3 separate regions of the Homo sapiens genome follow, and all the other regions are linked to region 1. The links are chromatin contacts, found by Hi-C or POLR2A ChIA-PET in ENCODE. All regions are on one chromosome and are shown on one strand. Each heading gives the region's core, a stretch centred on a gene start or an enhancer-like site at or near the end of the contact. The rest is flanking DNA. Distances are from core to core; before and after follow the strand shown.

Region 1 (3,999 bases), core at 69-2,568:
TACCAATCACGTAAATAATTTTGAAGTTAAATGCAGAAAACTGCAAACTTTTGAGGCTGATATCCAGGGCCAGGATTAAAATAAAAAGTATTAATGCCTTAAACAGTATTTACTGACCATCTACCCTACTGCAAGGCCCTAGGGAGAAACTGAACAGACATGGTTACTGATTCAACGGAGTTTACAATCTAGGTAGACATACAGGCAAACCATTTCAATAGCTCGGATGGAGAAAACACCTGTGCTCCAAGGAAGGTACCTAACTGAGCAAGCTTCCCTGAGGAGCGATCCTAAACTGTGCCACAAAGATGGTTAAGAAGAGATGAGGCGGCTGGGCGTGGTGGCTCACGCCTGTAATCCCAGCACTTTGGGAGGCCGAGGCTGGCGAATCACGAGGTCAAGAGATCGAGACCATCCTGGTGAAACCCCGTCACTGCTAAAAATACAAAAACATTAGCTGGGCGTGGTGGTACATGCCTGTAATCCCAGCTACTCGGGAGGCTGAGGCAGGAGAATAGCTTGAACCCGGAGGCGGAGGTTGCAGTGAGCCGAGATCGTGCCACTGCACTCCACCCTGGCGACAGAGCGAAACTCGTTTCAAAAAAAAAAAAAAAAGAGGCAGGTTACGGCGCGGGGGCGGGGAAGGGGGCCTGCAGCACCGGCGAGGGGAAGAACCAACTTACTGATGCCTCAGCCAGTGGCTGGAGCCCTAAGAATGGACAGACCTGGCTCCGAAGGTCCTCTTCATAACACTACTGCCGCCAAGAATGTAAGCTGCCCAAGCACGAGGACACTTTTAGAGGGCCCTCAGACTCAGCTTCTTTTGGTCTGTGCCTCAAATTAAGCACATGTCTTACATTTCTCCCAGGTCCCAATTTTCAGGTCTGCTTTTCTTTGTTTTTCTTTGTCGCTCCCCGCTCCTAAGAACCTTCGGCTGGGATGACATTCTTCAGGTGCAGAAACCAGGGGGAAGCTCCCAGAGCAGTGGGGGCTGAACTCAGGACACAGTCATTTTTGCTGTTAAGTCTCTCCTGCGGCGCTGAGGAGGCAGGCTCAAAGTAACCAACCAGAGCAGCCGCAGAGGGAAAAGCTAAGACAGTTCTGGTCCGGCCCAGCGCTTCTCACCCTCTAGCTCTCTACTCTCCGCCGCGCAGCCTCCGCTCCCTCCACATCAGGCACGGCGCTTGATTGACATGAGGGCCCGCCCAATCCCAGTGCGGCAGAGACCGTTGTCGCGTCAGGGACCGGGGAAGGGGGCGACTGAACCTATCAGATTGGGTCCAGAGTGGGTTTCCTGCCCGCGCGGATCCGCCTGCCCACCGCGCGTGCCCCGCCTCTCTCCCAAGAGCTACGCGGCGGCGGCGGAGCGCAGGCCTCGTGCCGTTACGGCCATCACGGCGGCCGCAGTGGCGTCCTGGAGCCCTCCTCAGGTGAGCTGGAGCTGCCCGGCTCGGCAGCGGGAAGGTGAGACGGCCTTGTTGGCAGGCAGACACACACACACCCCCCTTCAGTCCGCTGTCCGTCCATACAGCCTGTTACTCGCTGCGTCGCTTCCTCTTCTCGCGCTGAGTTAGCCCCGGGGGCGCCGTCTGCAGGCTCGGAGCCGAGCCGGAGGGGGCGCGGAGGCTGCTCGGAGGGTCCAGACTTCTGCACCGGGATTCCGCGAGACCCTCGGGCCGTTGCCCCAGGGAGCGTGACCCCGCGGCCTCCTTGTCAGCCCCTGGAGCGCTGTGTCGGGCTGAGAGCCCGGGCGGCCGCCCGTGCGAGCCTGGGAGGTCGAGTGTGCGGCGCGCTGGTTGACTTGTCTGTTTTCTCATGAAAAAGTCCTTTTGCCAGCTGTGGCGTAATCCGAGGCCGGGAAGGTAGGGACGTGGTAGGAGGAAGGGCGCTCTCACCTCCAGCCCGAGAGGAGGGGAGGCGTCAGCCTGCGCGGTGCTGCGGGTGGACATCTTCGGGACGCGCCCTCTCCCCTCCCCCCACCCACCGGCCGTTTTCTAGTCTGGGGCTGTGACTTTAATGGTCTGGACCTGCTTCAGATTCGTACGCGAGTTGCTGGGGCTGTGAACTTTTGACTTGAGTTGTAATATGTTTGGTAAAACAAAAAACCATTTCGATAGGTTTTGTAACCTTTCTTCTGTATTAACATACAAGTTAAATTCGCCGTTAGAAGCTCAGGAAGCTGGGTTTTGTTCAGGGGTGAGGACGTAACCGTAGGAACGCTCTCGGTGTCAAACTGATGGACCCGGAGTCACCTGAAAATAATTATGCACGTTAGATTAGGTAAGAAGCCCTAGAAATTAGGAAAGAATTAGGTTAAAGAGAATTTCCTAACTCCTCTTTGGGTAGGGAGCAAAGCAGCTCAATGTCCTCCCAAAACGGGTGTTGCCAAAAGGTACTCATTTTTAAAATTTTACTTTGATAGACGTATGACAAACCAACTATAACGATTTCTTCAGCACCTGGAAACCAGTGTGCCTAGACTCTCAGCCTTCGGCGAGGTCACACAGTAAACGGAGAAATAACCTAAGAAGAAAGTTTTGTTTGGTAATTGTCAATAATATTCGTTCTTTTCTTTTTAAAACACTTAATTTTCTTGTGGGGGGTGGAGTCTGTGATATTCTTAAATAGGCATCCCATTCACAACTTGATAGTAATATGCACTGGTTGATAAATGGTGCTTTCTTTTCATCTTGACCACAAACTCTGAGACTTCTTTGGGAAAATTGTGATCTGTGGAAATTGGCTGTAATATCCATAAACATAGTTTGCAGAGTGTTCACATCTACTCAGCTGTTGGCTCATGTATTAAATTTTAAAATGTGTACTTATTTTTCTAGGCATTATCTTTTGTCCAGGTTTTGACAGTGCTTTCAGGTCCATCTAAATAAAATTTGAAACCTACGTGTAATGTTTTGTTCGATACTGAGGGAGTCCAGGCGGGGTAGCTCAAACCTGTAATCCCAGCACTTTGGGAGGCTGAGGCGGGCGGATCACGAGGTCAGGAGATTGAAACCACCCTAGCAGACACGGTGAAACCCCGTCTCTACTAAAAATACAAAAAAGTAGCCGGGCGTGGTGGCGGGCGCCTATAGTCCCAGCTACTCGGGAGGCTGAGGCAGGAGAATGGCGTGAACCCGGGAGGCGGAGCTTGCAGTGAGCCGAGATCGCGCCACTGCACTCCAGCCTGGGCGACAGAGCGAGACTCCGTCTCAAAAAAATAAATAAAATGTGTATTTATTTTTCTAGGCATTATCCTTTGTCCAGGTTTCTGCAGTGCTTTCAGGTCCATCTAAATAAAATTTGAAACCTACGTGTAATGTTGGCCGGGCTCGGTGGCTCACGCCTGTAATCCCAGCACTTTGGGAGGCCGAGGCAGGCGGATCACGAGGTCAGGAGATCGAGACCAGCCTGGCCAACACGGTGAAACCGCGTCTCTACTGAAAATACAAAAATTATCCGGGCGTGGTGGCACGCACCTGTAATCCCAGCTACTCGGGAGTCTGAGGCAGGAGAATTGCATGAACCCGGGAGTCGGAGGTTGCAGTGAGCCAAGATCGCCACTGCACTCCAGCCTGGCAACAGAGCAAGATTCCGTCACACACACACAAAAAAAAAACAGAAACAAAAAAAACCTATGTGTAATGTTTTGTTAGATACTGAGGGAGACCAGGCGGGGTAGTTCAAGCCTGTAATCCCAGCACTTGGGAGGCCAAGGCGGGAGGATAGCTGGAGGCCAGGAGTTTGAGATCAGCCTAAGCAATGTAGTGATACCCTGTCTCTAAATTAAGAAAATATAAAAAAATTTAAAAAGGAAAATAATAAAGAAAAGAGATACTTAGTGATACTTCATGGTTCTGGGTTTTTTTCTTTTCTTTTTTTTTTTTTTTTTTGAGACAGAGTCTCTGTTGCCCAGGCTGGAGTGCAGTGGCACGATCTTGGCTCACTGCAACCTCTGCCTCCCGGGTTCAATCGATTCTTGTGCCTCGGCCTCCTAAGTAG
Region 2 (3,614 bases), core at 708-3,207, 2.5 Mb after region 1:
CATCTGGGGTAGGCTGAAGAATGCCCCCATACTTCCTCCCAAGTATAACTGCACTCTAATCCATGGAACTTGTGGATGTTACCTTATATGGAAACATGGTCTTTGCAGATGTGATTAAGTTAAAGATTTTAAAATGGGGATTATCTTGGATTATCAGGGTGGGTCAGTGATTATGCAATCACATACATCCTTATAAGAAGAAAACAGAGGAAGATTTGGCACAAATAGAAGAAGAGAAGCTGATGTGAAGATGGAGGCAGAGATTGAAATGATGCAGCCACAGGCAAAGGAATGTTTACAGTCATCAGAAACTGGAAGAGACAAGGGGCAGATTCTTCTCCAGAGATAGACTCTAAGGGGAGCAGAGCTCCCTTGATTTCAGCTCAGTAATACTGATTTCAGATTTCTCATGCGGAATTGTGAAAGAATACATTTTTGTTATTTTAAACCATAATATTTGTGGTAGTTTGTTATAGCAGCCACAGGAAACTAATGCTAATACAGCAGCCAATGGATTCATTCATCCTGCACTAAGTGTCCAATCAGCTGTGTCCAGGAGGATGTTTACAGGAAAAACATAGCCACTGAGGCCTGCTCCCTCAGCTATGGGAAGAAAGTAGAGGGTTCATTTTCAGAGAAAAGGCATGGGCTGGGAGACACCTGCATTCATCCTGCCACTAGTCTCTGACACCTGCTATCATGTAGGTGTAAGCATTGGGAAGTGCAGGGCAGCAGACTTGCCTAAATAGGCACCAAGCCTAGTGCTCTCCCTTCCCCTCCCAAATAGGGAATGAGTTCATAAACAGCACTGTTAATATTAATGCTAAGTTGGGGGAAAATAGCTGAGGCTGGAAGGTGAGTCTATTCATCCAGCTAAGTCAAACAAGAGTTTACTAACACCCTGTTTTCCCAGGCCTTGGGATAAGTGCTTAGCACAGGCACCAATCTATAGTCTAGAGAAGGATAAGACCTGCACATCCTGGATAGCTGGAAAAAATGTAAAGAATCATTTAATCATTCATTCATTTATTCAACAAAAGTTTGCTGTGCACGTAGATGTACTAGGCTAGGTGATATTGCAATAAAATATGTAGAGTCACTGTGTTCATGGGGTGAGAAAAAGAAATAAGCAGATAAAGAGCAAAATAACAGATTATAAAATGGGCTATAAAGGAAAGGAATAAGTGTTGAGACAGAGAATCAGGTGTATGAATTGGCAGTGGCAGTGGTGGTGGTGGTAATCAGGGCTTGGAGTCAGGAGTTAGATTTAGGGTGCATGTGAGCAGTGTGGATGGAGAAATTTAAGAAGTAGTTGGATTTAAACCTGAGGATGGGGGAGAAGGTTTGGGCAGGAAGTGGAATACATAAATTATGTATTTATTTGAGACAAGAGTCTCACTCTGTCACCCAGGCTAGAGTGTTTGTTTGTTTGTTTATTTGAGATGGAGTCTTGCTTTGTTGCTCAGGCTGGAGTGCAATGGCACGATCTTGGCTCAATGCAACCTTTGCCTCCTCGGTTCAAGCGATTCTCCTGGTACAGGCGCCCGCCACCATGCTTGGCTAATTTTTATATTTTTAGTAGAGACGGGGGTTTCACCATGTTGGCCAGGCTAATCTCGAACTCCTGACCTCAGGTGATCCGCCCGCCTTGGCCTCCCAGACTGCTGGGATTACAGGCGTGAGCCACGGCGCCTGGCCGGAAATTTGTTATTTAGAACGATGGAAACGGGTAGGAAAAAGAGCATATAGGGAAAAAGGTGTAAGTTTTAACTTTATGCATAGGGAAGGACATAAACACCGTCTACTTGTGAATAAGTAGTTTAGAAGAAACAATCTATAAGGGCCCGGAAGACTTCCGGCCCTTTCCGCCTTTAACTAGACTACATTTCCCAGAGTGCTGCAAGAACTGGGTGTGACTCGGAATCCCTCCCAACCACTTCCGGCGCAAGTGGCTTCTGATAATCATGGCGCCCCTCGGAACAACTGTATTGCTGTGGAGCCTCTTGAGGAGTTCTCCGGGCGTGGAACGGGTCTGTTTCCGGGCTCGAATCCAGCCCTGGCACGGTGGCCTGCTCCAACCGCTACCTTGCTCTTTCGAGATGGGGCTGCCACGCCGCCGGTTCAGCTCCGAGGCCGGTAAGTGACCTTCCGGACTTTCGCTGGGGCGTTCTTCTGGGAGACGTAGATCCTGTTTCTGGCAGGCGAAAACCACGCGATAGCCCCCGCGACACGTATCCTAGCGCTTCCTCAGATTCAGCTGTCTTCCTTCTGTACCTGTAGAGTTTGTCATCACCTGCATATCTGTTCATTCGTTCACTCACTCAACTACAGTGCCTGAGTTCCGCTCCGTGCAGAGCACTGTGCTAAGCTCTGTGGGATATGGCAAACTAAGACTGACACAGACATTTCCCTGTGGGAACTCATGTCCATGGGGAATTGGCAGTGCAGTGTGACCCGGGTTGTTATAGGGGACGCACACAGGAGAGGCACTCAAACTAGGTTGGAAGGTCAGGGAAGGGTTCCTGGCAAATATGACCAAAGCTGAGATCTGGTTAGCCATGCTAAGGAGAAAGCAAGAAGCTTCTCAAGCATAGGGGACAGTAGCAGATGTCCAGAAATGAGACTGAGCACAGATATTTGGGAACCCATTTTGGAGGTAGGATTGATAAGGCTTGATTAAGGCTTTGGATATGAGTTTAAAGGGACAAATTAAGATTGTTTCTTAAGTTTTTGATTGGAATAGAGGGTTGTCCCATTTACACCAAGATGAAGAAGATTAATTAATTGTTGGAACCGTTATTTTGGGGGCGGGGGTAGTGCAGGAGTAGATGAGATCAGGAGATGGGAAAGGAGGCGGAATTAAACCTATTTGGGACACATTAAATTTGAGGTGACTTTAAGAGTCAACTGTTTAGTATGGAGTTAAATATAAAGTGAGGAACATCGGAGTAAAAATGGTAACTAAAGGTGAGTGAATGGGTGAGACTGAGGAGAGAGTAGTGCTGAGCACTTGCTGTGTGCTGGATACCCTGAGGAACCCTGGGTGCCAGAGATGAGTATAAGACAAGGTCTGGTCTTCATAGAGCACATCACTTAGTGAGAGACATAGTGTAGGTAAGCAGACCACCTTAACTTTTTTTCTAAATGAGGTTGGAAGCCATTCGTGAATTTTAAGCTTGGGAGTAATCTTGATTACATTTTAAAGAGATTACTCTGGTTGCTCTGTGGAGAATGATCTGTAGTGGGGCCAGAATGGAGAAAGGGAGGCTGATGCAAGAGATGAGGATAGCCTTGACTAGAGTAGTGGCAGTGGGAAATGGAGGATTAAAATGAGATTTATGAAGGCAAACAATCAGTATGTTCTCTGCCAGTGGTGTTTTTTTTTTTGTTTTTTTTTTTTTTTTGTAAAATTGGGATAATCTTCGTGTTTACCTCATGGGTTGTTGTGAGTATTAAATGGGCTGAATGTGTAAAGTACTTAGCTCAGTCAGTATTGGCATGTAGTAAATAGCTAATAAATGGTAGCTCTTATAATTACTGTTATTATTACTACAGCTATTTGATTACTGTTGTTGTTATTACTACTGCTATTGGCTAGATCTGGAGGATCAGGG
Region 3 (3,475 bases), core at 944-3,443, 2.6 Mb before region 1:
AAATAGCCAGAAGTGGTCGCTACTTGGGAGGCTGAGGCAGGTGAATCACCTGAACCCAGGAAGCAGAGATTGCAGTGAGCCGAGATCACGCCACTGCACTCCAGCCTGGGTGACAAGAGCGAGACTCCGTCTAAAAAAAAATTAACTGTGTGACCTTGAGCAAGTTACTTTAAAACCCCACTTTCCTCATCTCTACAATAGGCATAATGCCACCTACCTCACTGGGCCCCGAGAAAATTAGAAGAAATTATGTGTATAAAGCATGTAGGGGCAGGTATATGGCAGGAATTCAATGTCAGTCCCTGGTTGTCTTCTGTCTCCTACCTACACCTCTGACTTTGTTTACCCATGTAAACAAAGTCACAAGCTATATAAGTGCTTTTAACCAAAAAGCCTTTACAAAACCATGCATAATACGTTAATATTTCTAAAATTAATGTGATATGAGTCGTCTTGTATTATTTTTCCTAAATCTTAGTCTTGTGTTCCAAGTACTACCCCAAGTAGAGTTTTAATTCAGCTAAACTACATTCAGCTAACTCAGCTAGACTAAGAAGGATTAAGAATGAGCACGACTTCATAAAAAGAGCATTCTTCTTTGGCTAAAAACTGCAAATCCGTACATGTAATGTCTAAAGAGTCTGCTTTCAGTAATTCCATTTCTACACTGAGTCAATCTCAACACACCTCAACAAAGTCTTATTACTTAAAAAAAAATAGAATACTGACAAATAATGGATGCAATAGAGAATAATTTTTCCCCTCAAACACTCAGAAGCACCACCTTCAGATGAAATAAAGATACTGCCATAATAACAAAAGAATGCAAACGTCTAGGTACCAAGGACTTCCTTTTTGGGGGGTCGTTCCTGTCAGATCTTCCTCTAAGGGGTCATTTCCAGAATCCACAAAGTCCTAACATAAGACCCCAGCAATTTTTCAAATTAATTCCCCAAACAACAAAGCTAAGCAAGTAAATGGAACCACAAACCGACCCAAGACTAAGTTCTTGTTTCCCTTCAAGATACTCAAAAGTAGGAGAGTGGCCCAGAAGTACAGAGTCAGTCCAAACTCCCAACACACCCAATGCAAAAACCAAAAAGGTATTGAAACTAAAAAGGTCTGCTACCTGGCGATTCATTCACTAAAAATATGCTTAGAATCTAAGCATATGCTCCAAATCTACGTCCCAAGAGTTGGAGGCTGCCACGAACATTTGGTGCCCTTATAACCTCCCCTTCTTTCTCTCTCGTTTTTTTTTTTTTTTTTTTTTTTTTTGTAAAAGGGTAAGCACAGAGCGTGGCCTCTACTGGAGCATCAAAACCACAGCAAAGGGTTTGCAAGTTCAGTCTAAAACGTGAATTTCGAGATATTCAAAATCGAGGGCCCTAGAGTGACACACATAGAAAGCGTCAAAAAAACTTCGTGCAGCAAGGAAAAAAAGTTGTAAGGGTGACTGACTCTTCTAGGGAGAAGGGCTAAGGAGGCAGTGAGGAGGATGGGATGGGGTGAATCTGGGTCTATCGCGGCGGGGCAGCGAGGGCGGCACGAAGGCTGACCCAGAGCTGGGGACCGGGCAGGGACCACACCTCCCAGCCAGCACGGCAGGCAGAGACCGGGCCGCGAGGCGAATCCGGGCGCGGGGGGCGGGGAGGGTACTCGCCCGAGGTCCACGGCTCGCAGACTGATCCGCCGGCGGCCGGAAGCTGCCCCAGCCGGCCCGACCTGCCCGCCCCGGCCTCGGCGGCCCCACTCACCGATCAGCCGGCGCACCTCGTCCTCGCTCAGGTAGAGACTCACGCTGGGCCCCGCGGAAGCCGACTGCAGCTCCGGGGGCCGCGGGGCGGGGGCGGCGGCAGCGCCAGGCGCGGGCAGCAGCGGCAACAGCGCAAGCAGAAGCAGCAGCGGCGGCGGCGGCGGGGCCCTCAGGCCGCGGGCCCCCGGGAGGCAACTCCGGCCCGGCCGCCCCAGCCGCGCCGCCCCACGCATGGCCGCCGCCGCCGCCGCCGAAGAGGAGCGTCGGCCGCCCGCCGCACCGCCGCCCACCCCCGGCCCCGAGCCGCTCACAGCCCCGAGCCGGGGGCGGCTGCCCAGCTCATCGCACCGCCGGCCCGTGGCAGCCAGCAGTGGCTTCAGACCTCCGGAGCGCGCCGCCGCCGCCGCCTCCTCGCTGCATCGTCCGGAGTTGGGGGCTGCCCGCGGGACGCGCCCGTGCGCGCCGCCGCCTCCCCGGGAGCGCGCACGCACCTTTCGCTCTGGGCGGGCCGGCCTGGGCAACGCGCTGGGGTTTTAAAGTGCCTCGGCGGGCGAAGGGCTCGGGTCACCCTCTCCGCAAGAGCCGGTCCCCGCCCCACGCGGTCACTGCGTCTAATGTTTGCTTGTCTATTGTCTGTAACCCTCCTTTCCCGACGGACGGGCCAGGCTGGAGCCACCGGCCGCGCCTGCAGCTCAGTGGGCGCCCCAGGTCCCCGGAAACGCCTGGATGCGGCCGTTCTGGTTGCGAAAAAGCAGCATGCTTTCCTGTTTAGTGGGAAAACTCAAATAAATAGAAATCATCCTTTATCTTACCATCGGTGATCAACTTTATCGTTTCCGTATCTATTATTAGAATTTATACTACATATATTTGTTTTCCAGAAAGATCTTAGCACGCTTTACTAACCCTATTTTTACGTTACAAAATTTTATTTATTTTTATATTTTTATTTATTTATTTTGAGACGAAGTCTTGCTCCGTCACCCAAGCTGGAGTGCACTGGCACGATCTCGGCTCACTGCAACCTCTGCCTCCTAGGTTCAAGCCATTCTCCTGCCTCAGCCTCCCGAGTAGCTGGGATTACAGGCGCCCGCAACCATGCCCGACTAATTTTTTTGTATTTTTAGTAGAGACGGGGTTTCACCATGTTGGCCGGGTTGGTCTCGAACTCCTGACCTCACGTGATCAACTGACCTCGGCCTCCCAAAGTGCTGGGATTACAGGTGTAAGCCACCGCGCCCTGCCAAATTGTTATTTTTTTTATAATCGTTCTGCATCACTATAATCAACCTGCCTTTGGGGTTGTTAATCTGTGGTCCATACCAGGCTTCGACAGCCTTCCAATAATATGAAACTGTGTGCAAAAGTGTATGTGTCTCCGTGCGTATTTGTGTCCACGTCCATGTTTCTGTGTGTTGTGTGTATGCTTGATTGCACACAGAGAGGTGGTATGTCATCATTTGTTCTAGGGAGTCCTTGTGCCCTCAAAGAGGTTAAGAACTGCAGATAGACCTCGTGTACTTAAAGGCGGTGGAGCCAGCCAGTGCATGGACTTCCGGGCCTCCTGATGTATTTTTGTGAGCCGCCCACCATCGCGGTCAAACTTGCACCAGTGCCCCCTCTCTTGGTGAGGCTCCAAGGGCCCCTGCCCTGTCCTGGGACACCTCGTCCCTGCGGACAGGCCCCCGTCCTGACCCCAAGGCTCTCGCGGGGCCGTGC

What was found. A loop is a pair of places that touch in the nucleus more often than their neighbours do. ChIA-PET counts read pairs that join two places held with the same protein, here RNA polymerase II (POLR2A). Pooled maps may share reads with other maps.
Region 2: a loop to region 1 is called in a map of B cell, with 28 times the contacts of the local background. The contact joins the promoter of MRPS22 here to the promoter of NCK1 in region 1. A Hi-C loop is called at or near these places in 1 of 168 maps with a recorded cell type or tissue (B cell) and 4 of 50 pooled maps. POLR2A ChIA-PET finds 5 or more read pairs at or near these places in 1 of 52 experiments (T-cell).
Region 3: a map of naive thymus-derived CD4-positive, alpha-beta T cell shows a loop between it and region 1 (12-fold over the local background). The contact joins the promoter of RYK here to the promoter of NCK1 in region 1. A Hi-C loop is called at or near these places in 2 of 168 maps with a recorded cell type or tissue (heart right ventricle and naive thymus-derived CD4-positive, alpha-beta T cell) and 5 of 50 pooled maps.

The regions. Positions count from the first base shown.
Region 1 is chr3:136,860,890-136,864,888 of GRCh38, forward strand. It overlaps NCK1 (NCK adaptor protein 1), which reads left to right and starts at 1,319. Exons shown (of 4, transcript NM_001291999.2): 1 at 1,319-1,464. It overlaps NCK1-DT (NCK1 divergent transcript), which reads right to left and starts at 1,174. Exons shown (of 3, transcript NR_110177.1): 1 at 858-1,174. RefSeq lists enhancers at 248-297, 858-917, 1,978-2,057, 2,068-2,187 and a silencer at 1,278-1,337.
Region 2 is chr3:139,342,063-139,345,676 of GRCh38, forward strand. MRPS22 (mitochondrial ribosomal protein S22) reads left to right here and starts at 1,958. Exons shown (of 8, transcript NM_020191.4): 1 at 1,958-2,136. The coding sequence starts at 1,965. RefSeq lists enhancers at 2,016-2,105, 2,065-2,359, 2,336-2,435, 2,446-2,565.
Region 3 is chr3:134,248,666-134,252,140 of GRCh38, forward strand. RYK (receptor like tyrosine kinase) reads right to left here and starts at 2,194. Exons shown (of 15, transcript NM_002958.4): 1 at 1,758-2,194. The coding sequence starts at 1,989. RefSeq lists an enhancer at 1,435-2,213 and a silencer at 1,549-2,368.